Linked DNA regions of Mus musculus: regions 1, 2, 3, 4, 5 and 7 are each linked to region 6. The links are chromatin loops, found by intact Hi-C in ENCODE. Cell type or tissue: heart. All regions are shown on one strand. Region 1 overlaps Ammecr1 (Alport syndrome, mental retardation, midface hypoplasia and elliptocytosis chromosomal region gene 1). Region 2 overlaps Ammecr1 (Alport syndrome, mental retardation, midface hypoplasia and elliptocytosis chromosomal region gene 1). Region 3 overlaps Tmem164 (transmembrane protein 164). Region 4 has its middle 53 kb from the start of Rtl9. Region 5 has its middle 48 kb from the start of Rtl9. Region 6 holds the start of Ammecr1 (Alport syndrome, mental retardation, midface hypoplasia and elliptocytosis chromosomal region gene 1). Region 7 overlaps Tmem164 (transmembrane protein 164).

What was found. Peaks named below come from ENCODE experiments on the same cell type or tissue, not always from the same donor. Only the 100,000 strongest peaks of a DNase experiment are listed, where the experiment ranks them.
Region 1: it touches region 6 in a loop (2.3-fold over the local background); 2 of 42 quality-filtered maps call a loop at or near these places.
Region 2: it touches region 6 in a loop (2.5-fold over the local background); 4 of 42 quality-filtered maps call a loop at or near these places.
Region 3: a loop joins it to region 6, with 4 times the contacts of the local background. A loop is called at or near these places in 16 of 42 quality-filtered maps.
Region 4: it touches region 6 in a loop (2.4-fold over the local background); 11 of 42 quality-filtered maps call a loop at or near these places.
Region 5: a loop joins it to region 6, with 8 times the contacts of the local background. A loop is called at or near these places in 9 of 42 quality-filtered maps.
Region 7: it touches region 6 in a loop (4-fold over the local background); 15 of 42 quality-filtered maps call a loop at or near these places.

The regions. Positions count from the first base shown.
Region 1 is chrX:142,870,068-142,874,067 of GRCm38, reverse strand. The region is part of intron 3 of Ammecr1 (Alport syndrome, mental retardation, midface hypoplasia and elliptocytosis chromosomal region gene 1); the gene reads left to right. Among named protein-coding and RNA genes, the nearest start is that of Ammecr1, 95 kb to the left of the region's middle. In heart, no CTCF peak of the experiment used is centred here; no DNase peak of the experiment used is centred here.
Region 2 is chrX:142,880,184-142,884,183 of GRCm38, reverse strand. The region is part of intron 2 of Ammecr1 (Alport syndrome, mental retardation, midface hypoplasia and elliptocytosis chromosomal region gene 1); the gene reads left to right. Among named protein-coding and RNA genes, the nearest start is that of Ammecr1, 85 kb to the left of the region's middle. In heart, no CTCF peak of the experiment used is centred here; no DNase peak of the experiment used is centred here.
Region 3 is chrX:142,828,474-142,832,473 of GRCm38, reverse strand. The region is part of intron 5 of Tmem164 (transmembrane protein 164); the gene reads right to left. Among named protein-coding and RNA genes, the nearest start is that of Mir652, 91 kb to the right of the region's middle. In heart, no CTCF peak of the experiment used is centred here; DNase peaks (open chromatin) are centred at 1,693 and 2,203.
Region 4 is chrX:143,044,526-143,048,525 of GRCm38, reverse strand. No RefSeq gene overlaps it. Among named protein-coding and RNA genes, the nearest start is that of Rtl9, 53 kb to the left of the region's middle. In heart, no CTCF peak of the experiment used is centred here; a DNase peak (open chromatin) is centred at 2,045.
Region 5 is chrX:143,049,583-143,053,582 of GRCm38, reverse strand. No RefSeq gene overlaps it. Among named protein-coding and RNA genes, the nearest start is that of Rtl9, 48 kb to the left of the region's middle. In heart, a CTCF peak has its summit at 1,877 (motif pointing right); no DNase peak of the experiment used is centred here.
Region 6 is chrX:142,964,606-142,968,605 of GRCm38, reverse strand. It overlaps Ammecr1 (Alport syndrome, mental retardation, midface hypoplasia and elliptocytosis chromosomal region gene 1), which reads left to right and starts at 1,880. Exons shown (of 6, transcript NM_019496.4): 1 at 1,880-2,398. The coding sequence starts at 1,893. In heart, no CTCF peak of the experiment used is centred here; a DNase peak (open chromatin) is centred at 1,825; H3K4me3 peaks cover 2,805 bases; H3K27ac peaks cover 1,825 bases; H3K27me3 peaks cover 653 bases.
Region 7 is chrX:142,819,887-142,823,886 of GRCm38, reverse strand. The region is part of intron 5 of Tmem164 (transmembrane protein 164); the gene reads right to left. Among named protein-coding and RNA genes, the nearest start is that of Mir652, 83 kb to the right of the region's middle. In heart, a CTCF peak has its summit at 1,905 (motif pointing left); no DNase peak of the experiment used is centred here; H3K27ac peaks cover 602 bases.

The DNA.
Region 1 (4,000 bases), 95 kb after region 6:
ACCTTCCAAAATGACACATAGCCTGCAAGTTCCACTGTTTGGGAGTTGTGTTTCTCCTTGAACCACTATGAAAGGATGTAAGACAAATGGCAATCAGCAGAGCTTGGTGGCTTGCTCTAGGTCCAGTCACCTCAGCTGCTCATTTTCAGGCTATTATCAAGGAATCAGATTTGTGTTTGTAGCACTGCTGTGGCATGCGTGCTACCAATGATTTTGTTGGGATCTAATGTACCACAGAGCTGACAGGAGTCAACATAGTTTCTAACTTATAACCAAGCATCTTTTACTTCTGAGCTTTAGAGGGAAGATCATTTCAAGGCATGAAGAACAGATGTTTTCTAATGTATCCTAAAGTAAAAGCTTAGATCATATTTAGATAAGTTAATGACAGTTGCATGAACTAGAAGACTTTTTCTTCTTTATCTGACTTTGAAGACAGCTTTTTGTGTGTGTTGTGTTGGGGGGGGGGTCACTTTTAGTATACCACACTTACATAGATAGAATCATCCCATGCTTAATGGAGCTGGCCAGCAGGATACTTGCATGGTTCTAAACTCTGTCCCTGGACTATTAAAGCTAGACCTTGTGTCTCTAGTCTCTCGCTGTCCCCACCTAATGTAACAAAGCATCTGTCATTGTATGTGAGCCTTGAGGACTCCTGCTACTCAGCGAGCTGTACTTCATTTTCAAAAGAACCTCTAATGCACACCTCTCCAGCGATCACAGTTCCATTTCTGATGTATCTGGCTGCAGTTAATAATAGGGCGCTTTGTAATAGCCTTCGTGAGAATAAACAGATGAGATGAACAAATTGGCTACTGTCATTATCCCCCCCCCCATATTTTAAATGCTAATATTTTCCTTTTCACTCTCCTTCCCCCCATAAAGGTTTCCATTTTTTTTAGATCCTCTTAATGTACAACTGAAAAACAGAGTCCCCATTCATACACAGATGGCTAGCATGACTCACAGAGTCACCAAGCAAAATGACTTCTAGTTGCATATATACAGTCTGTTTCCCCCCTTGCTTATTTTTCGTCAACTATGATGTACATTATGTTCTGTTTTATTTCTGCCTTAAATTCCTGCCTTTGTGAACACGAGACAACAACAAATAAAACAGTCTACCTAGATGAGGAAATTTCTCTCATTGATATTTAGAAGGACCTTGAGATGGAGTGGGAGATGCCACTGTGGTTATGGAAATGCAGTCCTTGTCCTGAAGCCCTGCTCTGAGTGCTCTATGGAGTGCTAGGGGCCATTGGGGAGGGAATGCTTTGCACTCCCTGGCCATCAGCAGAGGATTTGTTAGGAATCATCAAGGCCTCGGAGGGAGCAAGAAGCCTAACAGGGAAGCAAGCAGTAAAGCAACTTCTTAGAAGTGGATTTATCCCATAAATATATGCATTATCCATTTGGATCCTTAGTGAATGAACAACAGAGTCTGTTCTCAGGTTTCCTGCCTTCCTGTCTGTATTGTTTGGTGGAGGAAGTGTTTCTGTTATTTTTTTTTTTCCTCTTAGAATCTAGACTGTCTTCCTTCTCCTTCCCTGGAGGTTCAGTTACAGTTTTTTCATATGCACTTTGCATGTGTCCCAGCATTTAATTTTTTTCAAAGTGCTGCATTCTGAGGAAAAGGAGACTTGGGTTCTGTGACCTTTCTGGTCCGCAGTTTCTATACTAGGAAGTTGAAAGGGTTGGACTAAAGTCTCTTGACAGAGTGTAGTTCTGTGTCAGAGTCCCTTTTAAAAAATGGCTTCTGTTTTATTTTATATGCAGAGAATGAATCAGCCATTTAGAAATCATAAAAAGAGTTCCCTAACTTTTGAAATGGCCATTGTCAATGTAAATGTTGGCCAAAAACTGTCAAAAGAATCCAGTTTTTTAAAATTATGCATTCTCCATTTCATTTTCACAAAGAATTCTCTTTGGTAACAATGAAATAGAGCTATCAAAGCCTCTATTTCATTACTGCACCATTTCCTCCCTTAAGTCAGTATTTTACATGTAAATGTAAGTGCAACAGTTGCGGTAGGGAGATATTATTCCTTTTATAAATGGTATTTTGCTTTACAGAAGGACACAGTATACTTTCTTTATTGCCTTCCTCATAATTTCAAGATTAATCTATTTTCATAAATCCCAGCCCCTTATAACTGTTCAGAATCAAATCTCTTTTGTAAACTAAGCTAACTCGTATTGAGTCACATACTCAATGTACATTTAGAACTTGGATAAGATTTTTCTTAGCTTATCAGGCAGACATTCCCTACAGAAACTTGTTTAACCAGAGATGCCCTCTCCACCCAGCATTTGAAGAGTAAACTAAGCTCAAAAATATAAATTACTTGACTTCCCTCCTATTTAAATTCATCTCCTTTGTCATTTCTTTTTTAAAAATGGTAGGAACGCATTTCTATAACATTTGATGATAAGCAGGCTTTTTATTAAATGCCACCTATGTTGTCTGAACTTTGCATGGTAAGCTTCAGTGTGTTCAATTTTTCTGAATGCGTATTATAATTAGTCTATATGAAGTGTTTTTCCCATAATTACACTCTGAGCTGTCATTTGCTCACTGTAAACTTTTGAGTAAGAACATTTTCTATTATTGCAAATGATACATTAATATATTTGGCTTCAGAGCTTTTTAATGTACTACTTCATTAATACTGCTTTATTTCAAATCTTAACTGATTATTCACAAGTTCATGGGGGTTATTGTTAGTTCAGGTACTTTAGTGGCAAGCTACTAGGTAAAAATAAATGTTATATCTGATTTTTGTTAGTGAACTTTTATGGCTAAATTGACATGCTCATGTTCCTTATAGATAAGAGGTCTAAGTTTCCTGCATGAAGCAAAACTACTACAAAAGCTAAGAACTGGTCCTAAGAGACTGAACTAATTTATTGCTAAGCTAAAGTGACTAATTTACAGAGATTTGAGACCAGAGCAGCATATATATATTTTATTCAAGGGAACACTTGCAGTTATTGTTACATAACAAGAAAAAGTAATCCATTAACTGAGGTAGATGATGAAGGCAGGTTTTTATATTCAGCTACATTAAAATATTACTAATGCCCGAGTGATGAATATGTAATCAGCTATCTCTTTTGATTTATATTCTACAAAACTTCTCAAGAGGTATTCAGAGTGCTTGAAGACCCCGGTGTGTGATAGATAAAGGCAGCCTAATATGCACACCTTATTGACTCAGTTCAGGAGAAAAATGTTTTTAATCACTAAATTACTAAGTCACTAAGTTACATGATAATCATACTAGGAATTACAGGACAATCACACTACCTTTTCCTTCTTTATATTCTTCTAAAGAGAAGTTCCATATGTGCAGCTCTTCTTATATTCATGGTCACAGTTAGTTGTTAAAATTTACAACTTAAAAGTTACTAATGGTGGGGGAGGATATCCAAATTTCAGAAAGACTTTAGAAATTTGTAAATTAGCCAGTTTGTTAACCAGATAGATAGCTGCAGAACTTCAGAATTTCTACTTAAACTGGTGGGCAAAGAAACGCAGCCAACCATATGACCGAGAATGTAAATGGAGGATCTAGAGCATATGTAGTCTAAACAATGCTTTCAGGAGTACTGAATTTGGGGGTAAGAACACAAAATCTTACAACAGAATTAATCTAGATTACAAACTTGAAATAGGCGGACCCAGGTTTGAGATATTGTCATCTCTTACGTTCAATTTGCTTTTACTAGGAAAAGTCACCATTGTGGAAGGGAGCTGGAGTCAGGTAGAATCTCCTGTGATGGGAGGAGTTTGAGAGGGCAGTATAGAGCACTGTGGGTTTGTAGTATTTTTAGAGAAAAGAAGCATCAAGTTTTTCCACCTAGAAATCTGAGAGATGCAGACGCTGGGTCACATCTGTGGACTGTCCTGTGCAGCATTTATTTCTGGTCACACAGCCCTAGGCTTCTTTCTGGGTGCATGTGTATATCATCAGTGGTGCAAGCCTTGAAAGAGTTG
Region 2 (4,000 bases), 84 kb after region 6:
CAGAGGCACATGGACCTTTAAAATTCAAAGCCAGCATTATCTACATAGGCCTAGCTAAATAGCCCTATCTACATAGTTCCAGGCTAGCTGGGGCTACATAGTGAGACCCCGTTTCAAAACCAAAACCAAACAAGAACCAAAACAACAACAGCAACGGAGAGCTTACAACTAAAGTGAAACCATAGTGCCCTCATTTAGATGAGGGAGAGCTCCATGGAAGATTCTAGTCTGCGTCAGCTCATTATTAGATTGCAGCCACTTGAAATCAGAAATAATCTCGTTTTCAGTTTTGCCAAAATGGAAATTGTTCGTGGCCATATCATAGTCTGTTTTCCAAACCCACACAGTCTTTCCTTCCCAATGTGATGAGAGTACTGTTCTTACTGTGTGTAGTAATGGATGACTCAAACTCATACTGAGTCTTAAAGATGAACCTGACTCATGCAGTGAAAAATAAATTATCATTTGCTCTGGTAGGATGTAGTTTAAAGACTTTCATCAGAAAAAAAAAGAAGCAAAATTTAAAACACGATTTCATGTTGTTTGTTTCCAAAAGCAGAGTAGAGTAATCCAGCAGCAACTCTACAGAGAATGTGTTATGTGGACGTTGCACAGGAAGAAATGAGGTATATTTGCCATGTGCACATTTAGCCATCTGCTTCTTTAGGTAGCATACATTTGGCACTCTTCATCTTGCTCGACTAAATCAAATTTGCAGCCAGTTCCTCTAGTTTGCAGCATACAGAGACAGATTCTGATGATACTCTTGCCCCAGGAGGAGATTTCTGATGGACGGCTATGACTGTCTCAAAGAACATAGGCTTTTACAACAGTATTTCCTCTTTTATTTTTTGAGATTATAATTTAAATATATGTAGGTGTTTTAAGAATCCAAGAACCCCAATAAAAGACCAATTGGGTGATAGCACTCTTGAAGGCTAAATGAATTTCACAGGAGCCAAACAATACCTAGCAACTGGTACAGAAGTTCCTAGGAGGTTCCTTGTTTGTACCTTTGCATGTAGGTCTCTACTGGAGACTTTTCTCGGTGTCCTCCGTGTGTACTCTCCCACCCATTTCCTCATTTCTTTTCTTTTCCCTCCTTTCAGCCCTCTTTGGATCCCAGACCTGTGTTCTTTTCTCCATTCCTCATGAATTGCCCATTATCATATAACACTAAAATGGGCATCAGAGTTCACCAATAGAAACGTCTGTTAAACAGCCAGTAAGTTATCTGTAAAACTGTTAAGGAAAGAAAGAACTGTGGCCAGGCAACAGTAGACATATGGCATAGAGTTGGAAATGTCCTTTCCCTGCATAGGCAGTCAAGGTCACTTTCATCTCGCTTGTTGGCAGTGTGCTTAGGTTTGAGCATTACTTCCATGTTTGCATTTTGGTTTGTGTCCCATTGTTTCTTGGTTTTGAAAAACTAAAACACACTACTCAGTGAGGAAGAGAAGCTCTGTGTAAATTTTCAGATGGGGGTTTAGGATTCTAGTTCTCTACGTTTCTGAGGTGCAAAGGTGTTGCATATGCATTCTGTTCTCAGGGTCCTAGTGCTGCCTGGGAATGGCAAAACAAGGAATTTCCTAATGGTCTAAACCTCTCAGAAAGAAATGGAAAAAGCTAGTTCATACACACTTCACTTGCTTCTCTTTTACCCAATAGCAGTGCTTAGTTGCGGGTTTAATAACTTGTGCTGCAATATGACTGTCAGTAATAGGAAGCCCCTGTCACTTTGGTAACTTCCGACTGCTTAAGTTATTAGCCAACTGACTCTGTTTCAGGAAGCGAATGGCTGCCTTGCCAGGTGCGTCCCAGTCATTCCTGTTGTAAGTAAGAATGTTATTTAGGATGAGCCTTGCAATATCTAATGTTGTGCCCTTTTCAGCAGTGCTTTATTTCGTTTTTAGCAAACACCCTCACAAACCTCTTGATTCCTTGATAGCTAAAGTCCCATTTTCTTAACTTTTTCGTTGAAGTGCTGCTTAACATTAGCTTCTAACTGACAGACATTAACACTGCTTCTCACTTAGGTGAAATGTGACCGTGGCAAGGTGCCAGGTCCAACTGAATACATTCAAATTTGGTGTTTGAACTAAATTGTGTTTTAAATTCATCACCATCATATGGTTAATGGGGCAACCAGCTGATTTTGTTCATAAACATTTGGTTATTTTCCCTAGGACTATTTAAACATTAGAGAATGGCTTCCTATCATTTCAAAGAGAATTTCATTATCAGTTTACTAGGAAATCCTCCTGTTGAATTCTTAAGCGCCCTCCAATTTAAGTTGGCAGATACTTGTTGGGTATAAAATGTTTTTAGTGAGCCAGGCGTGGTGGCGCACGCCTTTAATCCCAGCACTTGGGAGGCAGAGGCAGGCAGATTTCTGAGTTCAAGGCCAGCCTGGTCTACAGAGTGAGTTCCAGGACAGCCAGGGCTACACAGAGAAACCCTGTCTGGAAAAACAAAAACAAAAAAATGTTTTCAGTGGACACTATTCATCATTTATTTTTGTGGAATTCCAGTGGCCAAGAAGTCTAGGAATATTTGCCATTTGGCTACTAATGAATGCAACTGAATTGATTGTTTATATTTTTTTAGGCAGAGACAGTACAGGTTTCAGATCAGAATTGCCAAGTAAGACAATTGTTTTGTGTTCCAGTTAAAATGTATAATCTATTCAAAGGTGAAGACTAACGTGTGGTTAGTAAAGGGAATTTTTGGACTTGAGCCTAAAAATCTGGGTTAGAGACTTACCTCCGTCTTTGGCTTAGCTGGATCATCTCAGCTAAGTCATTGCCCAACTTTAGAATGCAGCATCTTCTCCAAAGCCCTAGCTTTAACAGTGTGTACAGAGTATTCTGAAAGGAGCCTGGCTGAGGGAAGCTGAATTCTCTCGTGTGTAAGCTATCCACACCAGCTTGGCAGCTTGGCAGCTCGGAATTTGCATTGAGAGCCATTGATGTTTCTTTGCTCACAAGTTTAATGAAAAGTTACTTGGAGTTGGGAAACAACGTGACTACTAACATTTCCGTTTGAATTTTTGATACAATCAGATGGTCCCCCCCCCCCCCCGTGCCTAACATCCCTTTACTTCTCATGTCGGAGCTTTGCAGCACTGTGCTTGAGCCCTAGGACAGTGACGTACCATGTCATCTTCTATCCGTTCTCACCTCACTCTTGTTCTAGAGCTTTTCTCTTCAGCTCTAGAGTGACTGAGCAGCAAGCGCCCACAGCATGAGAACAACTTGTTCCAGTTTAGGTACTTGAAAATACTAATCCATTTGAAATAGGTTGAATTTTACTGGCCTTGAATTACTCTTTTGTTGGTCAGTTTAGGAAATAACACACACTACAAAGTATTGAGAAAATAGCTATGTAATGACTTCATCCCATGTATTCTTTTAGTGAAAAAAAAAAAAAGATCTGGATGCAAAAAGTTTATGTTCTTAAAACAGACCCAGAGTTATTATACAAAATGGTGATTCCCATGGTGGGAACCATCTGATTATATTAAAAATTCAAACGGAAATGTTAGCAGTCACATTTTTTTTCACCCATCTCCAAGTAACTTTTCATTAAACTTGTGAGCAAAGAAACATCAATGGCTCTCAATGCAAATTCCTGGAGAAATACAGTGGCAGTGAAAGCCTAGCAGGGCTCTAAGGGATCCCAAAGAGATCAACAAACAAGCAAAGCAGGCCCAGAGTTCTTAGAGAAAACAACAAACAAAGCAGTAGATGAGCACAGTCTTGGTGAGGATGTTAAAATCAGGGACCTCCATATGTCGGAGATGGGAATACACAGTTATGCAGGTCTTTGTGGGAACTCTTAGTCCCTCACAAAGTTAAAGACAGCATTACCTTTTTTATTTTAAAGGTTTGCTTATTTGATTTAGGTGTTTTCCTTGTCCTCTAGGCTACTGAGCCATCTTTCCAGCTCAACAGAATTACCTTAATTACCTTAATGACTAGTCTTTACTAGTATTTACCTT
Region 3 (4,000 bases), 140 kb after region 6:
GAGAGGAATAGTGACCCACTTCTCCTCTTTTCACAAGGGGTGCAGGTGCTGAGGTCACAGCCACAGCTGCAGCAGGCTTGGTGTCTCTCACTTATCAACAACAGCATCTCCCAAGGGTCCTGGTGCTTAGCCAGGAACCATGAGAGCCCCCCCCCAACCTGTTTCTGCCAGCTGATGTTGTACCATTAGAGGGGTTTCTGTTTTAGTCTAAAAGTAATTCATGATTATGAGATGTGATTTAGAATTTTTCAAAACTGGAAAGAAGATAGAAGCAAAGGACGAAAGCGTCCCTAGCACTCAGCCACCAGAGTAGAATCCTCACTAATTCCTGGGCCATTTTCTCCGTGCCCCAGGATTCATTTTTAAAATTAATGTTTGAATTAGTTCTCTATACCTGTATTGGCAACTGTCTTCTTGTCTATATTTATTTCCTTGTATTTCTAAATAGTCTGACAGGGTAGCTGAAAATGTTGATGTTGAAGTCAAATGAATTTGGGTTCAAATTTTGACTCTACCACTGATTAGCCGTGTCCCCAAGGTATGGTATAACAGGATGGCTCAGTGCACATCAGTGTCCTCTTCCTACCATCCTTAAGTCTAGAGCCCTTACAAATGGTTTTATCCAGTGCTTGGGCCATTTCTCAATTACTGAATGACTTCTCCTAAACAAAGCCATGTATTCCAGATGGATTTCAGACCCTGGGAAGTCATCTCTGTACTCTGACAGAGCCACAGAAAGCTGCAGGGAGTCTGAGGCAGAGAGACGGAAGGCTGGGTGCTGGCAAGTGGCCTGCCTGCTCCAGGAACCTAGAGAACACGGTGCTTTCTGGAGGTCAAAAGCATCAAGGTAGAAAATGAAGAGAGGAGGGTGAAGCTGAGGGAGAAGGAGGATGGCAGCAACTCAGGGGTATGCTAATTGCTTGTCCATCACTGGACTGGGGAATGTCATTTATTACTATGCAAAGGAGAGGCAACAGTAGAGAGGAGCAAGGACAAGGGAATGATGAAGTCCATCTTATTTATATATGTTGAAAACCCGAGTCTGCGAAATAGCCACATGGGGACATTCCTGTAGTGACCACCCAGAACATGATGGGTGACACTGGGGGCACCTGGAGCCTAGAACGTGGAGGTAGTCAAATCCTGGTTCTAGCACTTATGGATTTCAGAGCTTTAGGCAAATCTCAGTATCTCTTCAACTCTGTTTTATTCGTCTGTATAATGGAAAAGGCACCACCTCATTCACAGTGCTGTTAGTCAGATGACGTAATAAAGGTGTGGTACGGTACCAGGGATTTAAGAGCTGCTAGTTATTTTTATGACACGAGCCACAAACTCCATGAAGACGATGAGTTGAATATACAAGGGTGGGTGACATCAGCACATAGAAGAAAATGAACTCATGGAAACACATGTGCACAGTGAGAGAGTAAGAAGACCAAAAGCAAGAAACCAAGGAGCGTAAGCAAGAAAGGGGAAGAGGGCGAAGGAAATAAGTGACAAAAGCCAGGGGGATCCCGGAAAGTTCATTGTGGACAGGCTGAAGGAGCTGCGCTCTGTGATTTTGTATCAGGACATATTTATAGCTATCGTTGGCCACATTTGGCCCATGGGTTGGACACGCCTTTGGGACCCAATGTTCCACAAAGCCAAGGACCTTCTATGTCTTTCCAACAACAGCCAACACAGCACTTGGTTGGTAACAATGCACTGAGCAGTATACTGGGAGTGTGAACACTGGTCTGTCTGATAAGGGGGTGTGACCTGGACACCATGCTGTCGCCCCAGTTTCTGAGGACACACGGAGGATGAAGAGACCTGCAAGGCTGACAGGGGCCCAGGCTTTCAGACATTCCACTGCAAAGCCTCCATCCATCACTTTCTCAGCTGTCTTTTCATTCCCTTTGACTTCTGCCCACCAGTGGCATGCCTCAGATACCAAAATGGCAGTGCAGGAATGAACTTGTGTGTGTGTGTGTGTGTGTGTGTGTGTGTGTGTGTGTGTGTCCTTGGCCAGGAGCAAGGTCAGGAGCCATAGACCTTGGGAAAGAGGATGGCGGTTCCTTCCCTGTGCTTCTCCCAGTGTTGTGGTGGGAAAGGAACATTGGGATCTTATCGGGGACATGTTTCTCAGTGTTCTCACTGACCCTTCACAGAGCCCCATGCTGGCGCTCTCGCTTCTAACCTGCATCATCTGTGCCAACCAGACTGACTGTTGCCAGGGGGAGGAGCTTTCCCTAATGCTCCCCTTCACCTCATCCCTGGATGCAGAGTGGACACCCGAGCAATGCTCACTACTCGGCCAAGCGGTGGCACAGAGTTGCCAAGGAAACGTAAAATAGAACGTTGGTTCAATGTTAGTAGTACCCTGAAGACTATCTTTGAATTCCTATAAAACCCAACCCACAAAGCACCCTTATCTGCACAAAAGATATGGCCACTTGTTTTCTCTATAATGTTGAGAAACAGGAAATAAGCCAACTACGGAGATAGGTTAAATAAACTACATTGCCTCCATGTTGTGTAAACGTCCCCTGCCATTCAAGTGGCAATCAGATTGTCCATGCATGAAGAAACCAAACCAGTCCTGGGCGAATAACAACAAATATAAAAGGCAGAACATCAAACAGTAAGGACATGAAAGAAAATACAATGTAGTATCTTAAAAAACAAAGGCCTGGAGGTTGGGGCGGGGGAGAGGTCAGACAGCCTCATGTTCCCCACAGGAATGACCCTGAGCAAATCAGACTTCCTTCAAAGTTGTGTTCCTGTGTAGGAACAAGAAGCAAACATCCACTTCTAAGGGCTGAGACAGGGAATAAGTCATTATAGAAAACAGATCCAGCAGCTGGCCTAGCATGGACCTACTATCATCCCGAGGATCACAGACAGGAAGATGAGGGTATTCTGGGGAAATGGACACCTCCTCTGTGAAAGGAGACTGCCTGTGGCAAATATAATCCAATATTCCACTTCCTCAAAAAAGAAAAACAGTAAAAAAAAAAAAAAAAAAAAAAAAGCCCTGATAACCCTGCCCATAGGGATATATGCAAACTGTACACAAACCCACATAATTCTCTTTGCGGGATACCTGGATGTGGCCCTTGGGATAATCCTAGTGAAAAACCAGTTTTTGTCAAAAGGAAAGCAGAAACCAAATCACTTTTGGGAAAATTCAACACATCATAAACCTCTTTTTTTTTTTTCCATCTCTAAGAAAGTGTGTGACATTTTTCTGCTAGCATCTTCTGTCCCAGGAGGCTAGAAGCACATCATGAGTAAAGGTAGGGGAAAAAACAAAATAAGAGTTTCTGTAAAATTCATTTCTGCCAGAAGGAAGCCGTAGAGTACTGGGAACCTAGGCAATTGCTCCAGCAGTAGCGAAGACCCCCCAGAGGGCCCCCCAAAGGATCTTTCCCTCCTCCTCCACTCTCACAGAGGACACCACCAAGTACTCAAACGCTGGGTTGGGTAGCCTGCTATTATCCCATCTTGCTGCTTCCTTCATCTCACTGACTTACTCTGGCTACCGACTCAGGCAATATCTATGATGCACATTGGACTCAATGGCAAAAAGTAGAGAAACAATCTGGGCTAGCTCCTGTCCTTGACAATCTGCGGCAGTTGACAAATGGCAACTGACACGTGGAGGAGCCTGACATGGTGAAGGGATCATGGTCAGGACTGGGTACCCCGAGGAAGGGAAGCAAACTGGACAGGGTCAGAGATCAGGAGATTTAAACAACAGGAAGCACCTGGGGTAGGACTTGACAGAAGGAACATTCTAGGCCGAAGGCAGAGCCTGAGAAAAGGTATACAGATGTCCGAGGCATGCGATCTGTGGGCAATTACGTGCAGTTCCTTGTTCCAGGGGAGCACAAGAATGTAAGAGGTCTCATGTGTCATACCTCAGTAGCTAGAGAGACAAGAAAACAGGACCTCATAAAGGAAGAGCCTTGTTATCCCGGCCAGAGAACTTGGCCTTTATCCTCTATACAAT
Region 4 (4,000 bases), 80 kb before region 6:
GCAAGCAAGCATGACTTACAGGAAGTCTAAGAGGCCTAATTAGTGAGGAGTTTCACTTAATCCAGTGGTTTTGCAGCAACCCTGATGGACTAAGGCTCACACCTGCAGTTAATAAGAACTAAGTCATCAGAAGTGGCCTTTAAGGGCTACGTGAGAGTGGGTGAGGGACTGATGTGTATACATAGGGCTGGTTCTCCTGAGATAAAAATAACAGGCTGATGTGCTCGAATTACCTATAATATGGTGTGGTGGGCTTTGGTGATGGTGATGGTGGGTTCTTTTTGGTTTTGTTGTTGTGGTTGTTTCATTCAGGATCCCATTGCAAGTGTTACCTATTGCTTTCAGCTTTCTGGAATTAATAGTGTCTTACAATCAGACAGTGCTCTTTTCCCTTCCTACTGCCAGTCAGCATGCTCAGGAGAAAGTCATTCATGGCCTTATGGGCTTACCCCCTAAGTGTATTTTTTAAAGGCAATGCTTCTTAGGCCAGACAAAGTGCAACTGAAAAGCGCTGTGATTAAAGATGTGAGCCCCGACAGCCTGGCTTCATTCGTCATTCGACTATATACGCCAGGCTGTGGTGGACCTCCCAGGGTAAATGGGAGAGAGCCACAGACCTGATCATCATCAGAAGAAAGGGGTATGTGTGCTATAACTGAAAGAACTCAAAATGCGTGCGCTTGTTCCAAGGAGACTGTGTGGTACAGCATATAGTATGTACCTTCTCTAGTAGAGTCTGAAGTAACCCAGGCATCAAATACCTAGGTATTTCTCGAGCAAAAATACAGAAGTGTTCACCCAGGGTGGGATTAACAAAGAGCATCCGGAGTCTCATACCAGCTCAAGTGCGGCTGCCAAATGAGTTTGTCATCAACTTATAAAGGCTCTCATTTGTTCAGGACCCTTTTAAGTTTGGAATCACAGATACGGGCCTGGGAATGCTGGACAGCTGCAGTATGTGGGTAGAGTATGTCCCTCTAAATGCCTCTAATGTACACCAGCTCTGCTGCCTCTGCAACCCAGAGTGTGCTCTGTCTCTCTCTGTCTCTCTATGTGTATCTGTCTGTCTCTTTCGCTGTGTCTGTCTCTCTATCTCTTTCTCTGTCTCTCATGTGTGTGTATGTGTGTCTCTGTCTTTGTCTGTACATGTGCGCATACACATGTGTGTATATGCAAGTGCACACTCGCGCGCGCGCGCACACACACACACACACTTGTATGTGTGTCTGTCTGTCTGTGTCAAACAAAGGAATGCCATCCCTGCCCACATGTCTCAAAGGAATAAGCCCTTTTGTAATCAAACTCTCCAATTAGTAGGTTGTGTTGTCAAATGATTTCAAACATTTTGTCCTAGATTTCCTAGGAACACATTTGTGAACTTTCCAGAATAAACACCTTCATGTGGGACTTCTCAATGGGATAGAATCACTATGTTTCTGTGAGAGACTTCATGTCTCTGGCCTTTAGTGTTCTGCAAAAAGCTGAGGGTCGAGAGAGCCTGGTCCCCCTCTCTCACACAGCGTCCAGAAGATGACAGGGCCTATGAGGTGATAAGAAAAAAAAAGGCTGAAAACCCCACATGGAGGGTCAGCACCTTCTGGTTATCAGGACTGGGGGACACCCAGTTACCCTCTACTGGCTGGGCAGCTTCACAAAGGGACAACTTCCCTGGTGGGGAAACACCTAGTCAACTCAGCCACACCCTCGGAAGTTGTTTGTTTTCTGAGAAAAAGGACGCTTTCTATAGGGTTGGTCTTCTACTAAGAAGACTCCTATGAAGCATCATTTTCTTCTCCCACCTACCCCCCACCCCATCTCCTCCATCTCTGAGCTTAAACAAACCGAAGCAATCTGTTCAACCTTAGCCTCATGCAAAAGCTCGTCTTCTTTCCCCTTAGGCCCAGTCTCCTGCTCCGCCCTCCAGGAATCTGAGCCCACATCATTTGAGGATGAGCTCAGTCTAGAACCACTCCCTTCCTCCCTCCGAGGCCTGCCTTCCCAGCCCCAGTAATTCCAAAGCACACATCTGTTGCAACACAAAGGGCCCACCCTAGGCAAAACTGAGCTGGGGACACGGTCTTTAGTCTGCTGATTTCCCACACCCCCGCACCCCACCCCTGATCGCACTGCCTTCTTCTTCCTTGGGGAGCCAACTCCCTGGAACCTTTCCCTCCCTTCTCGCTGCCAGGAAAGGCTGTGATAAAGGAATTTTCAGTGTGATATAAATAATAACATTGCGTTACAGAGGCACCCCTGCCAGACCACCCCTTGCAATCGAATTCAAATGAATTGTATAGTGATGATGGAGTTCCTGGCATCCTTTACAACTTAAAAAAAAAAGATATTTGTAGATTGGATGTCTTTCTGGTGTCCTCTGGGTTATAGATGGAGGGCCACCAAGTCATCTCTAGCCTTCTTGATGTAAGATGAACCATGGGAACAGTCCTCAGAGGAATGGAGCCTGTTTTCAGAATACAAACCAGGTTCTAAAGTCAGACATCTGGACAGATTATCTGGAATGGGGATGGACCTGGAAAGACTGGATATACAGATGCCAAGGGCCTGATGTACTGGAAGGGAAGGAAGACGAGACTTAAAGCAAGGATGTGCTGGTGGGGGGAAAAAACGAAGTGAGGGAAGCAGCATCGAGCGAGAGAAATGTGGATGTCAGTAGGGGGAAGCAGATGGCGAGTAACAATGGCTTGGAGAGAATCGTGAACTTTTCCGTGTTCGTTTTATACTCCAGTTTTGCAGCTGTGTTATTTCATAGCCTCTCCCACAGCTGCTCAATGAGCTGAGAATTCTTATCAAATCGATTTTATTTATATATTTGTTTTGGTTGCTTTGAGATAGGGTTACAGGACGTGTCCCAGATTGGCCTTGGAGCTGCGTGACCCTCTTGCCTCTGCCTCTCTCAGGGCATGGGTCACTACAATGGGCTCATGAGAGCTAGTTGACAAGGAGGAATATACAGGAGCACTGTAGTTGTGGAATTCGGAGCAAATCACACCACAGATCAATTGTAGAAGCTGGGCTCACATACCGATCAGATGGTAAACATGCGAGGTATCTAAGGAGCCAAGCAGCTTGTGCTTCTAAGAGGATCGTCTTTGGTATAGCTCGGGAATAGTCCTCAGATAGACCATTACCCTTACCAGGGTGTTAAATCATCCACATAAGCAGGGTATGGAGTACATCTATAACCCCAGCACTTGGGACACTGAGCTAGGAAAATCACAACAAGAATAAGGCTACCAAGGTTACCGTGTGAGTGTTAAACTAACTTAGATTACAAGGGGGGGGGGGGGAGAAAAAAACAAACCTGGAGGCATGATGAGCAGATCAAGAGGCAAACTATGGTCCATGAGCCAAGCCAAACTTCTGTAAATAACGTTTTGTTAAAACACGGTCACAGTGTCTTTTAGTTTATAGACTATTTATGTCTGTTTTCATGCTGTGATGGCAATACTATTTTACCCCAGTCTGTATATAGTCTGTAAGGTCAAAAATATTTATACTCTAGCCATAAAGTCAATGTGCTGAACAGGGCATGACAACGCAAGCCTGTACTTCCAGCACTTGGGAGGCTGAGGCAGGAGAATCTCCAATTAGATACCATTCTGGGCTATACAGCTATCTCAAACAAACAAATAAACAAACAACCCTCCCCCAAAAGCAAACTACCCACAATTCCTCTCACAAGAAGCAGCAACCCTTGAGTTAAACCGTGCTCTCAAAGCCTTCCTGTAGTGCAGTGTGGTGGTGGCGCACGCCTTCTAACCTAGCACTCAGGAGGCAGAGGCAGGCAGATCTCTGTGAGTTCGAGGCCGGACTAGTCTATAGAGTGAGTTCCAGGCCAGGCAAAAACAAAACAAAACAAAAACAATATAGTATTGAGTCCAGGTCCAAGGGCTTAGAGGAATTGAGAAGGAGAAGCTCTGAGAAGGTGGAACCACACCCACTGTGGGGAGGTGGCTTATGGGCAGGGTAACATGGCACG
Region 5 (4,000 bases), 85 kb before region 6:
ACAAAAGAGGTGTCTGAGCGCCTCCATCATTTCACTCAGCTTTCCATGTAAAAACACAGCCAGACATGTCAGTAAGTATTTGCTCCACCATCCCCAGCTGATATGTTGCTGCTTCTCTCCCAGTCGCTGAAGTCAATTTATTGCTTATAGTAAGGTAGAGCGACTTTGATCATCTCTTCAATCCTCCAACTGCAGGCAGAGTGGGCAGCAGCTTCTACCCAGAACCTGAAGGTCCTTCATCCCGCTTAATGGTGTCTTATTGAAGTGCCACAGCGATCATAGAAAGAGACCTGAAGGATGGACTGGAGATGCAGCTCATGAGTAGAGTATTTGTCTAGCATACCCAAGACCCTGATCTTTCACCCTAAGCCCAAAGATGAAGAGACATGGAGGGAAGAGGAAGAAAAGAAGAGAAAAAAAGAAGGAGGGAGGGAGGGAGGGAGGGAGGGAGGGAAGGAAGGAAGGAAGGAAGGAAGGAAGGAAGGAAGGAAGGAAGGAAAGAAGGAAAGAAGGAAAGAAGGAAAGAAAGAAGGAAAGAAGGAAAGAAGGAAAATGGGAGGGACAGAGGGAGTTCAGAGTCAATGCTATGATCTCATTCCAAAAAGGGTGACTGATGAGGAAGGTCAAGGCTGTGAAACAGCAGGAATGACAATGGGAGCTGGAAGGACTGGCTCTTTTGGAGGACCAAACTGAGCTGAGGACCTACTAGGGTCATAGAAAGTTGACACATTGAAAAGACAGAACTTGATGCCCCTGTCCCTGGAGTCTCCTCAACCGTGGCCTAAATGAAACAATGGAAAGGGATTTAGCTGAACAGGGAAGTACCTTTAGCCAAGTCATCAGTGTCTGAGGCCTCCGAGGCCTGCTAGCGGCCTGTCAGCATAACTATCCCTCTATCCACCACTGGCACCATTTGAGCTCAGTCTCTTGACCCCAGTACAGCTTGAGATAACGGGACTGTACGATCCACTGAGCTTTGGCATCAGGATAGTCTAGCAACGAGGAAACATCTGCATTAGGATCTTTCTTCTGATGTCCAGAATCCTGCCTGGCTCTATGATCCACATCTCAGGATATGTCTGGATGTTCCCACCATGATGATGGTCTAGACCCGTGCTTGAGGCCACGCTAGTTAGTCCTCATCCTTTTGCCCACTATTTACCATGCATCTCCTCCAGCCCAGTCCTCGGTTAACTAGGCCAAGCCAAAGCAGAGCAGCCACAATCCCAGCCCCAGAAAGCCAACAAGTAGTTCTGACCCTTACTGGCATCGCTACCCCACCCCACTCACACACACACACACACACACAAATAAAAACCCAAACCCTCATGTAAATTTGTTTCATTCCATCTCTGTCCCCAAATTAAATATATAGCTGTTATACTCTACCCTCAAGTTCAAAGACACAAATGAGGATCCACAGAAAGAGGAAATGAAAGCAACCCATAAGAAAATACTGTGTTTGGCATATAAATGCTTGCACAATCAATCCCACATAGAAAGACTGAATGACAAGGACAGAAGTGTGTGCTTTTACATTAAATCCCGGTGGATGTGGCTGCAAACACAAATGAGTAGAGGTATGTTGTATTGATAGCTCTCATTGCCAAACAGCACAACTGTTGACAGGACCGTTGTCTGAAAACGGATGACTCAAGGTCAACCTGGGGCAAACAGTCCCTTATTCCATCTCTTCATAATCTTTGCACTAACACAAAAACCCTTTGTGGTTCTGTAAAAAAAAGCAGTTGAGGTAACATGATTATAAATTGGATTTTCACATCAGTGGAAATCTACTCAAAACCCATGTGAGATGTTGACTATTTTTTGGTCATTTCTGAGACATTAAATACCCTCATGTAGTTTCCAAAGATCCCTCTAGGGGGCAGTATTGTCTCAGTTGAGAGCCAGTGTAGCAGTTCACTTCTGGGAGGATAGGGCCTTTACCTGGTTCTGGCCAGGCTCCCACCCTATCCTCCTCTGTCTGGAGTTCAGTCCTTGTTTATCCTTGTATCTAATGAGATTCCTAAGCTCCAGCACTTCCAATGGTTGCTCCTTCCATCACAGCCTTCTGGGTTGCACTCTGGTTGCTAGTCTCTGAAACACCCTATTGAAGTCAGCCTCTATAGCTATTATCCGGCCCAGTGCCAAGAGGTGCCCTTCACTTTCCACTTGAACCTTTGACCACCTGTACCACCACTGCCTCCAGACTCCCAACCTGTTGAGAATCAGTAGAACAAATGCAGCCACAAGGTTTGAACTTGTGCCTCACTTCTGTAGCTAGGATCTGAAATAACAGTCAATCCCCTTCTGAAAATACCAAAACAGAGTGTAATCCACTCTTGGCTGTTTCTTCTACCAGCTCCACATCACAAAACCCCTTAACTGAGAAAGCGGCCCAGCTCCTTGCAGGGCATTATAGTCAAGAGTATTTGCCTGCCAGAAAGAAAATGGTGGCTCACACCTTTAATCCTAGCACTAGAGAGGCAGAGGCATCAGAGGTATCTCTGAGTTTGAGACCAGAGTGAGTTCCAGGACAGCCAGGGCTACAGAGTGAAGCCTGTGTGTGTGTGTGAGTGTGTGTGTGTGTGTGTGTGTGTGTGTGTGTGTGTGTGAGAGAGAGAGAGAGAGAGAGAGAGAGAGAGACAGAGAGACAGAGAGACAGAGAGACAGAGAGAGCAAACAAAACAAGAATATTTGCCTGAGAATCGGATGGGGGAGGTGTTGTAGTTCTGGGTCTATCTGATGCTGCTTAGAGAGTTTCATTTGCTAATTTGGAAAATAATGATATAAAATGCTTCATACAGTGTATAGACAATCTCCAACACACGCCCCACCACCACCCCTCACAGTTGTTCTGATTCTGGGAAGCAAATGGTATGTGCTAAAATCTGGCAGACTTGACCTGCCTGCCCCGCCTTGTACATTTTCATATGATGTCTAGACCGAGACTGAAGTTTTTAATGACACTGACCAAGATGCATCCACACCCTGGTTTAAAATACCACACAATCAGAAATGCTGGATTGGTAAGCTCTTCACCCAGCCATCAAGACTTAAACAAAGAAACAAACAAACAAACAATCCTGTTTCGTTCCATAAAGCAATTCTGAGATGTAGCCATCAAGCAGGCTGGAGGCGTACAGTTAACTAGGAACTATCCTTAAACGAAACCCCTCCTTCTCTATAGAATTCAAGACATGTCTGCAGAGAGGACTGAGGTTGGCTGCGTTGTTAATCACCACAAGCGGTGTCTGTGCAGTGCCAGAGCTTTTGTAAGAAAGGGGAAAACACCATCAATCATCCAGGTGCCGAAGAAAGTGGTCGGCTCCCGTGCGGACACAATATTAAAAAGTCATCCTCAGTACAGCAACTAGATTGAGGCAACAGACACCTTTAAGGTCCTAACCTGCCTGCTTGGCATCAAGAAAGGGTCTTGAAAAAAAAACCCAGAAACAATTGACCAGGACGGCCACACATTCATCAGTCAGTCGATATTTATTGAGCATGTACTATGTACCTGACACTCTGAGGGATGTAGAAAGCAGAAGAGTACAACATTGACGACAGCCTTCCCATGAAGAACTCACTGTCCAGTGGATGGGACAGGAGGAAGGAGGGGGAAAAAAAATCTCAGTTCAAAGCAGTAGAAAAAAAAAACTCAATCCAAAGCAATGGAAAGTTGTTCAGCTCATGCTTTTAGTTGCTGTATTTACAATCTCATAAAGTCAAGCAGGCCAGATGTTCTGCTATTTGGTAAGAGGAAAAACACAGTCAGGTTTATTATGGTGACTGACTTCTCAAGGACTTACACAGCGTGATTCCAGGACCAGGTTATTTTTTGACATTAGGAGGATCACTTACATTTCCTAGCTGCTTAGCATGGGTCGGGATGCCCACCCTCTCTGAACCAGTTCCCCCCTGTGAACACAGAAGACAGTAATGACCCCTTCTTTAAAGGACTGTCATGGTGGTTAAAAGAGATGTCCTACGGTTACTC
Region 6 (4,000 bases):
TTCTTGGTACTACTTGACTAGAGTATAATGTCACTTTTTTTTCTAACTAATTTTGTATTATATACTGTGACTGAGCACTAGTGTAGCATTTGTCAGGCAAGCACTCTACCATTGACCATCTAAACCTCCAGCTCTGTGACACAGGTTTAAGAATGGGATATGCTTGCATTTAAATCATGATTCGGTCCCTTTCTACATGTGTAACGTTGGGACAAGCTACTTAACGTTTTAACTGAGGAATTTCACATTCTTCCCGGGAAGATCAAGTGAGATGATATAGTACTTTCTAGAATGATTGTGTAAGATAGGTATAATACTGCCACCTAAAAAGTGCTTAGTAAATAGCTGCAATTTTTCTGACCAGATCCACAGGTCTGACTTAATTTATAAATATAAGAGTGGGAAACATACATATTTTTTTGCACATGTCTCTGATTTTACCAGAAGTGCACTAGGGTGTAAACAGAGGCTCAATGGTTAGTTAGTATGCGAACAAGCCTCTCTTTTCTACAGCTTGAGTTTAATAAAAATGCTCTCACCTGTTTGTAAGGTCCCACACACTTAGATCAAAGGTGCCAAAATCCACCCTCTACTGTTTGCAGACAGACAGACTCCTGACTTTGGGGGGGGGGGTATTTTGACACCATGTAGACACAATGGAGATCAGTTATTTTCTACTTGGTTTATTTTTAAATGAATTTTTACAGCTGGCTATTGTCATTTTACAGCCCCTTCTTAAGTGCCCAAAACAGGACTGACTCAATCATACACCTCCCCATTCATTCAAAGAGTTTTGAGACAATTTCTTAAAACTGAGAATTAAGAATTGTCTCATTATACATCTGAACAAAATCTTCTAACTTGCAACTAAAGTGACACTACCTGACTTATATATTTATCTCCAAGGTCTGGACATTGCACTTATATTTCGAATCTCTTTGTTTTCGAATCTCTTTGTTTTCGAGTTCCAAACCCGAAAAGCCCATGGCTGTAAGTCTGAAAACACAAGGAACATCTTTGATTCTGTGGGGTGTTTGTGAGGCACGTATTTATATATGTATTCTTGCTTTTTAATGGTCTCTCTGGACTACGAGGAGAAGATGGAGGGATATACAAGATATACACATTGAATTGGACTTTAATATTTGTCAATTAGAAAGATTAAAGTTTTGCATTTTTTTAGCAAAATCTCAGAAAAACTGTGGTGTCTGGCTAGGTTAGCGTTAAAGACACTGTCGTGTGGCCATTTCCCGGATGGCTTTTACAGTGGCTGTCTCAGGTGTGGAGCTCCAAGGAGCACCTGCTTGCTCACACTCTTAACAGTTCAGAACCAGTGTATTTGAGGCCGGGTGGCTCAGGTTCCACCTAACTGGGCTCGAGTGTCACTAACACTACATGCAATGGGGTATCACCAAGGTGCGCTTTGGAACTTGGATGCTTATTTCAGACTTTCTCCTTTCTTTCCCCCTTTCACTAGTTTCTGTCCCCCTGCTTCTTCTTGGAGCTCGCCCATCTCCTCTTCTTCCTCCCACTCCTCCAAGTCTTGTTCTCTCTCTCTCTCTTTTTTCTTTTTTTTTTTTTTTTTTGCCTTTCCCTTCGCTTTTCCGCCTTCCATCCTCCGCCAGGAACCCGGCTCCCAGGAGGCGCGAGTCGGGCGGGACCCACCGTAGGCGCCAAGCCACCAAAGCTCGTGGCGCGCGCCGCAGGCGGGGGCGCGAGCACGCCCGAGAGCCTTGGCGGGGCTGGGCAGCCCGGGCCGCCGAGCCGCGTGTGCGCGCAGACCGCGAGCCCCCGGCGCGCCCCCGGCGGCCGGGGCCGCAGCGTGCTCGCCCCCGCCGCCAGCTCGCCTCACTTATGGGTCGGAAGCGCTGCGTGGGGGAGACTGTTCCAAGATGGCGGCGGGTTGCTGTGGGGTGAAGAAGCAGAAACTGTCCAGTTCGCCCCCCTCCGGCTCGGGTGGTGGTGGTGGCGCCTCCTCCTCCTCTCACTGCAGCGGGGAGAGCCAGTGCCGAGCCGGGGAGCTGGGACTAGGAGGCGCCGGGACGCGGCTCAACGGACTGGGCGGGCTGAGCGGCGGCGGCGGCAGCGGCGGCGGCGGTGGCTGTCCCCTCTCTCCCCCTCAGGGCTGCGGCGGCGGCGGCGGCGGCGGCGGCGGCGGCGGCAGCGGCAGCGGCGGCGGGGGCATCTCGCTGTCTCCACCTCTGAGCTGCGGAGTGGGAACCCTACTTTCTACTCCGGCCGCCGCCACCGCCTCCTCGCCGTCCTCCTCGTCCTCATCCCCCGGCTCCCGGAAGATGGTGGTGTCAGCGGAGATGTGCTGCTTCTGCTTCGATGTGCTCTACTGTCACCTGTACGGATACCAGCAGCCCCGGACCCCCCGCTTCACCAACGAGCCCTAGTGAGTACCGCGCTCCCCGTCGCCCTCTTCCCCCGGGCTCGGGATGGGGCTCAGAGTTGAGGCAAAGTGTAAGTCCTCCGCCTCCTGTTCGCGGGTGCCCCTCTGTCCCTCCTGCCTCTAGGGTCCCCAGAGTCGCCCGACCCGTGGGGGGCCCTCGGCGCTCCTCTGCTCCACGAGGAGAGCACCCTACCCTCGGAGCAGGGGGCTGCTTTGCCAGCCATGGCCCCCCTGGCTTCCAGACTGCTCCCGCTTCCTCTTTGCGCTAACTTCCAGGAGTTTTGCCCCTTCCCTTCGATCCTTTCTACCCCTCACCCTCCACCCCACCAGCGTCTGGGGCGATCTGGATCACTGTCGGTACCGACCTCTCCTCACTTTACTCGCCATTGCCCCACGTGAAAGCCCCGCCAGTATTCCCGCCCCGCGTACCTTGCACATGGAGAGCTACTATCCCATTGCAGGGTGAAAAATAGCAGTGATCTAACTTCTATTCTGCTAGTGATGGAACTTAGCTCTCGATCTCCAGGGAGGTTGCCCATCTTTTCCTCCGGGTTTCCCTGTTCCTCGGGGAGGGGAGAGGTTTCTTAAAACACCTTTTGCCTTACTACCTATTTTTATCTGAACGTACCCATTAAAATGCATTTCTAGTGAAGCTAGCGCACCACCTCACAGTTGAGAGTGAGACCTTTTTTTTTTTTCCCTCTTCCTTCTTCATTCCAGTGTCTTGGTATAGCACATTCAAAGAATGTTGTCCCCAAAGAGGCACTGTCAATATGTACCAAGCGTGCGTTCGCTTTTGTGTAGATTTCACATTTAAGCAACCTATGTTAAACTCAATGATTCGAGGAATAGTTAACCCAGTACATGTGTAGGCATTTTTACGATTTCCTTTGGCTTTTGTAACTTTACATTATTTTATCCTTCAAGTATATGGTTGAAATTGTTTAAAATAGCACTGTTACAGGCTAAAAGCCAGGTTACTTCTAATCTCTGTCCATTTGGATGTGTGGGAGATGGGGCATATGGTTTTTCTTTTAAAATGTGTAAACTGAGTGTAAACTGACTTTCTGAGTTAAATGCTAGACAGAATGTAAAGTACAAAGGAAGGCAGAATGGGAAAAGGGACGATTGTTTTTATTATGACTACTGGCATCCACAAGAAAAATACAGAAAAAAAAAATTAAGCACACTCATACTGAAAACCATCAACCCCATCCCTTCTGCCCAAGAGCTCCTTGTTTCCCACAGCGTAAAGACATGAATTGATGTTCATTTTAACTTGCTGCCTCTCATTTTGTGAGATTAGAAGAACGAACTACTACTGCTGGATAATTATAGTAGTCTGACGCTACTAAAATATTAAATTAATATGTAAAGTGGAAATTGCAATAAAGTGTCCTGGAAATTGTGCGTTTGTATTGTTTGTTTTCTTTGCTTTCATTCTTTAAAATGCCTTTAATTTTGTCGGACTCCGCTGTGCTCCGGACATTTCTTTAGGTTTCATGAGGAATGGACGAGAAGGTGCCCAGGTGGACACTGTGGAGTGAATGAGGGGCGTTTGGAAAGTTCCTAATGTGAATTCTAGGAGCTTAAATCCTAAATCTC
Region 7 (4,000 bases), 140 kb after region 6:
CCTTTCCTTTAAATGAGGCCATTGCATTCAAAAGAGCAGCCCTCCGTGCCCAGGCGGCAGCATCACATACTTTTCCTTTGTAAGATCGCCTCTTGCATCACACTTAACATTTAAGTACCCTATGTAGCATTTCTCTATTTCTTTCCTGTCCATCTCCTCCCACATGGATGTGCTGTCCATGAAAGCGAGGATACTGACTGGGTTTGCTCTTTGTGTTTCGGTCTCGGCAGCTACTACACGGCCAGACAGCAAGTGGGGATTTCAAAAATATCTGTTGAAAGAATGGCATGTGCAAGCCAGCGTGCCGAACTGAAGTACTTCATATAGTCTACCTCTTCATTAGACTTGTGGGATAGAGACAGAGTAGGGGTGGGGGCCAGTTCAACAATACAGCATCCTACTTTATATATGGTCTGGAGAATCACAGATCATGCTGGGACTGAATTAAAATGGAGGCTGAGTGATTCGGGTGGTCTGGGGAGAGTAGGTCAGAGCCTCTGCATTTCTCGACAGCTCCCTCTGACTTCTGAGGCTCAGAGTACCCTTTGATCAGCAAGTTTGTAAACTGAAAGGGAAGGCAGAAGTAGGGAGACCGTGGAGGAAGCTACAACAAGAGCTGGAGCAGGGGTGATCTAATCTGAACTCAGAGAGTCTAGTACAGACGGATCAGAAGGGATCGGGAGGTAAAACTGGCAGGTTTTCATTACCGGCTAAATGGAAGTTGGGGCTGTGAAGACTCAGGAGCCCCTGACTGACTTTCGATCTCTGTCTCAGAGACGCTGAACCGAACGAAGTGCTACTTAAACCTAACACACCACTATAAAGCCCTGTTAGGCACTGCGCACAAACTGAGTCCCTGGTGAGTGAGCTGTGAGCAAGGGGAGGCCAACTCCTGGATCATTTGAGGCTTAATGTTCATTCTGTCTCAGCCATTCTGAGGGTGGAGATTCAATCTTCCACAGCACAGGACTCCTTGCATGGCTGATTACAACACAGTTTTCTGGACACCAGCCTACAGTTTTGAATTCAGTCGGTCTGAGAAGTGGCCTCCAATCTGGAATCGGAGGACCCGCATTGTTAGCAGGTTCCCTGGTTCAGGTGATGCTGCTGATATCCGAGCTACACTGTCCCGGAGGAAGCTGTACGAAATGCAGGCAGGTTCTTAGGACCTGCTTCCTGGGACTCAAACCCTGGAGGTAGGGGTGGATCCCACAATTCCTACTTAAGTAACAAGCACCTTAGGGTGATGTAAAATGTGGGGTTTGTGACAAGACTGGAGGTCCACTGACGTAGGGAGAACCCTGGAGCCTGAAGCTCTAGTGGAGAAAATCACCAGTAAAGGAACAAATAATTTAGCCAGGTGGGAACCTGCAAGGTGATAAAACTATGGCAGAAAACCCGTGACTTAAGCTTTTCCCACAAAACCCCAGTGGCATCCTTCTTAGTAGGGAAAAGCCAATGGCCTTCGGAGACTCTCCTATCTGCTCTACTGTGTAAGTCTCAGCCCTTGGTCACAATTTACATCCCTCCATTTGGCTCCCCACTCCAATTCACCGCCAACTCAATCCTAATGCTAAGACCTTTCCCAGAACCTTAACCTTTGCCAGCCAGGATGGGCCACTGAGGTGAAGGACCTTAGGGTCAATGTCAAGGCAAACAAAGAGCTTTGGTTCTATTGGGTCCTGAAACCACCCAGCAGAGGGGCTGTGCCTCAATTCTCAGGTTGATAACGAAACTGGAAACTGGAAGCCAATGGGGAAGTAGCTTTTCCAGATCACAGGACACCAGGGTTCTTAAACCCCAGTCTCCAGAAATGGACCCAAGGGCTGCTGAATTGTTAACACCTGAAAAGAACAGAAAGACCCTGTCTGATAATTCTGAAGCTAGAGCGCCCTCTAGTGTACACAAGAGAGATTTCCTGCAGCCTGGAGACCAGGCAAAGAGGGGCCAGCAACCAGGGGGATATTTAGAAAAAGACACCTCTTATTTTCTACATTTATGTTTGAAAAACATAGAGTAAAGAACGAAGAATTATAAAAGGTATCAAAGTTAAAAGAAATTATCAAATTATCTCTATTGTTTTGTAACCTAGGTATGTTTCTTTATAAATGCATGCATGCTGTAAGGTTTATCAGCAAATCTGACAAATCACCCTAATTTCAAAGCGCTGATGAGCACTGGCAGTATATGGAGGGGTCTGCAGCTGTTTTGATGTAACAGGCAGCAGACTGTGTTGGCCAGTGGCAACCAAGTCACAGACATAGTTAACAGAGCAGACACCTAGTGCTTGGCAGGGGCAACAGGGTGTCTGTGCCTTTCAAGATCCCACTCTTGCAGGTCGCACGTCACCACTGCTCTCCTCAGGGTCACCATGAACTTCACCCTAGATAGCAGCCCTCCTTTTGACACTGTCTTCTTTCCTAACAGCATTCAGGGGGGGGATTTCAACATCCGCGTGGGTGCCTCTTCCAGAGCCCTCACTTTGTGGCATCTTGACCCTCCACAGGTCTGCTGGACCTTGTTTCTCACAGCCTGCCATCTGTCATCACACTTACGGGCTCCACCTCCGAGAGGAAAATCTGACCACAACCTCCAAAGGGTTCAGCTTTCATGTCCTCATCCTTATAGTGTATGGGCTCCTAGACCTCCTTATAAACTACCAACTCCCTTGTTGCCCTTAATGCACACACACACACACACACACACACACACGTACACACACACACACACACACGTACACACACACACACACACACTCACAATACCTACTTGTTCCTCTGCTCTCTCCAGACCTCCCTTCTGTTCAGCCCAGCTTGGACTCTTTTGACCTTAGCCTCTGGCACCAGCCCTTAAGTTTGGCCTAGTGGACAGAAGGGACTTTTCATCCGTCTCCTTACAGAACTACAGTCGGTAATTCCCAAGGCATCCCATGCTAACGGTGGGAGCGGAAGAAACCATGGACACTCAACTGTATTGGGTGAGTAGGCAGGGCCTTTGTACACTGGCAAGCAGAAGCCATCCCCATAATACCGAACAACTAACCCACCACTGCCTATGCACCAGGCACTATTGAAAACGCTCTACACGACGATGCACGTACTGCATCGTTACAACCCTGCAACGGAAGAAGGAATTTGATGCGGGCCATATTCCTTTGAAGTGCTCCCAGATTGCACGGCCTGTCCACAGGAAACTAGCCTCTGAGATGGGCAAAGCAGAGAGCCCAAGCAGCAAGTTCAACAGGAGCTGGAGAGCCAGGCAAGAGGAGCATCTGGCCCTGGGGAGTACAGAGAAGTTAAGGAACTTGACTGCTCACACAACTGCCATGGAATAGAAACAAAACTTGAAAACAGGCCATCTAACTACCCAGTGCACAGCATGCGCCTCTATCATGCGCATATCAGTACAGACAGCCTTTGGACAAACAGACCTGTATACCTTCTCTCTACTCAGTGCCTTCTCAGTGCCTCTGCCAGGACAGGGAGGAAGACAGGACCTGCTATAGCTAGAACCACCTTCCATTCTCTGGCTGCTCTTCCAGGGGACCCAGGTTTCCAGTACCCATCTGCCTGTAATTCTAGTAACAGAGGATCCAATGCCCTCTTCTGGACTCCACAGGTACTTGGCATGCAAAACACCTATATACACAAAAATAATAAAATAATATCATGTATACAAAATAAAAATCATTTTTGAAAGAGTTCTGAGATAGCTCAGTTGGTAAGATGGCCTTACAAACCCATATGCAAAAAAACAAAACAAAACAGGTGTTTACTGTTCTGCTAAAGGAATATAGCAATAAGAGGATTCCCAGAGATATTCTGCTATACTCAGAGGTCAGTGCCTTGCTCAGCCATCATCAGAGAAGCCTCCACCTGCAGCAGATGGGAACGAATACAGAGACCCACAGCTGGACAATGTGAGAAGAATGAGCGACTTTAGAACACTCAGTCCTAAATGAGATGTTTCCAGCAAATCCCCCCTCTCCTTAAGTGGCTTA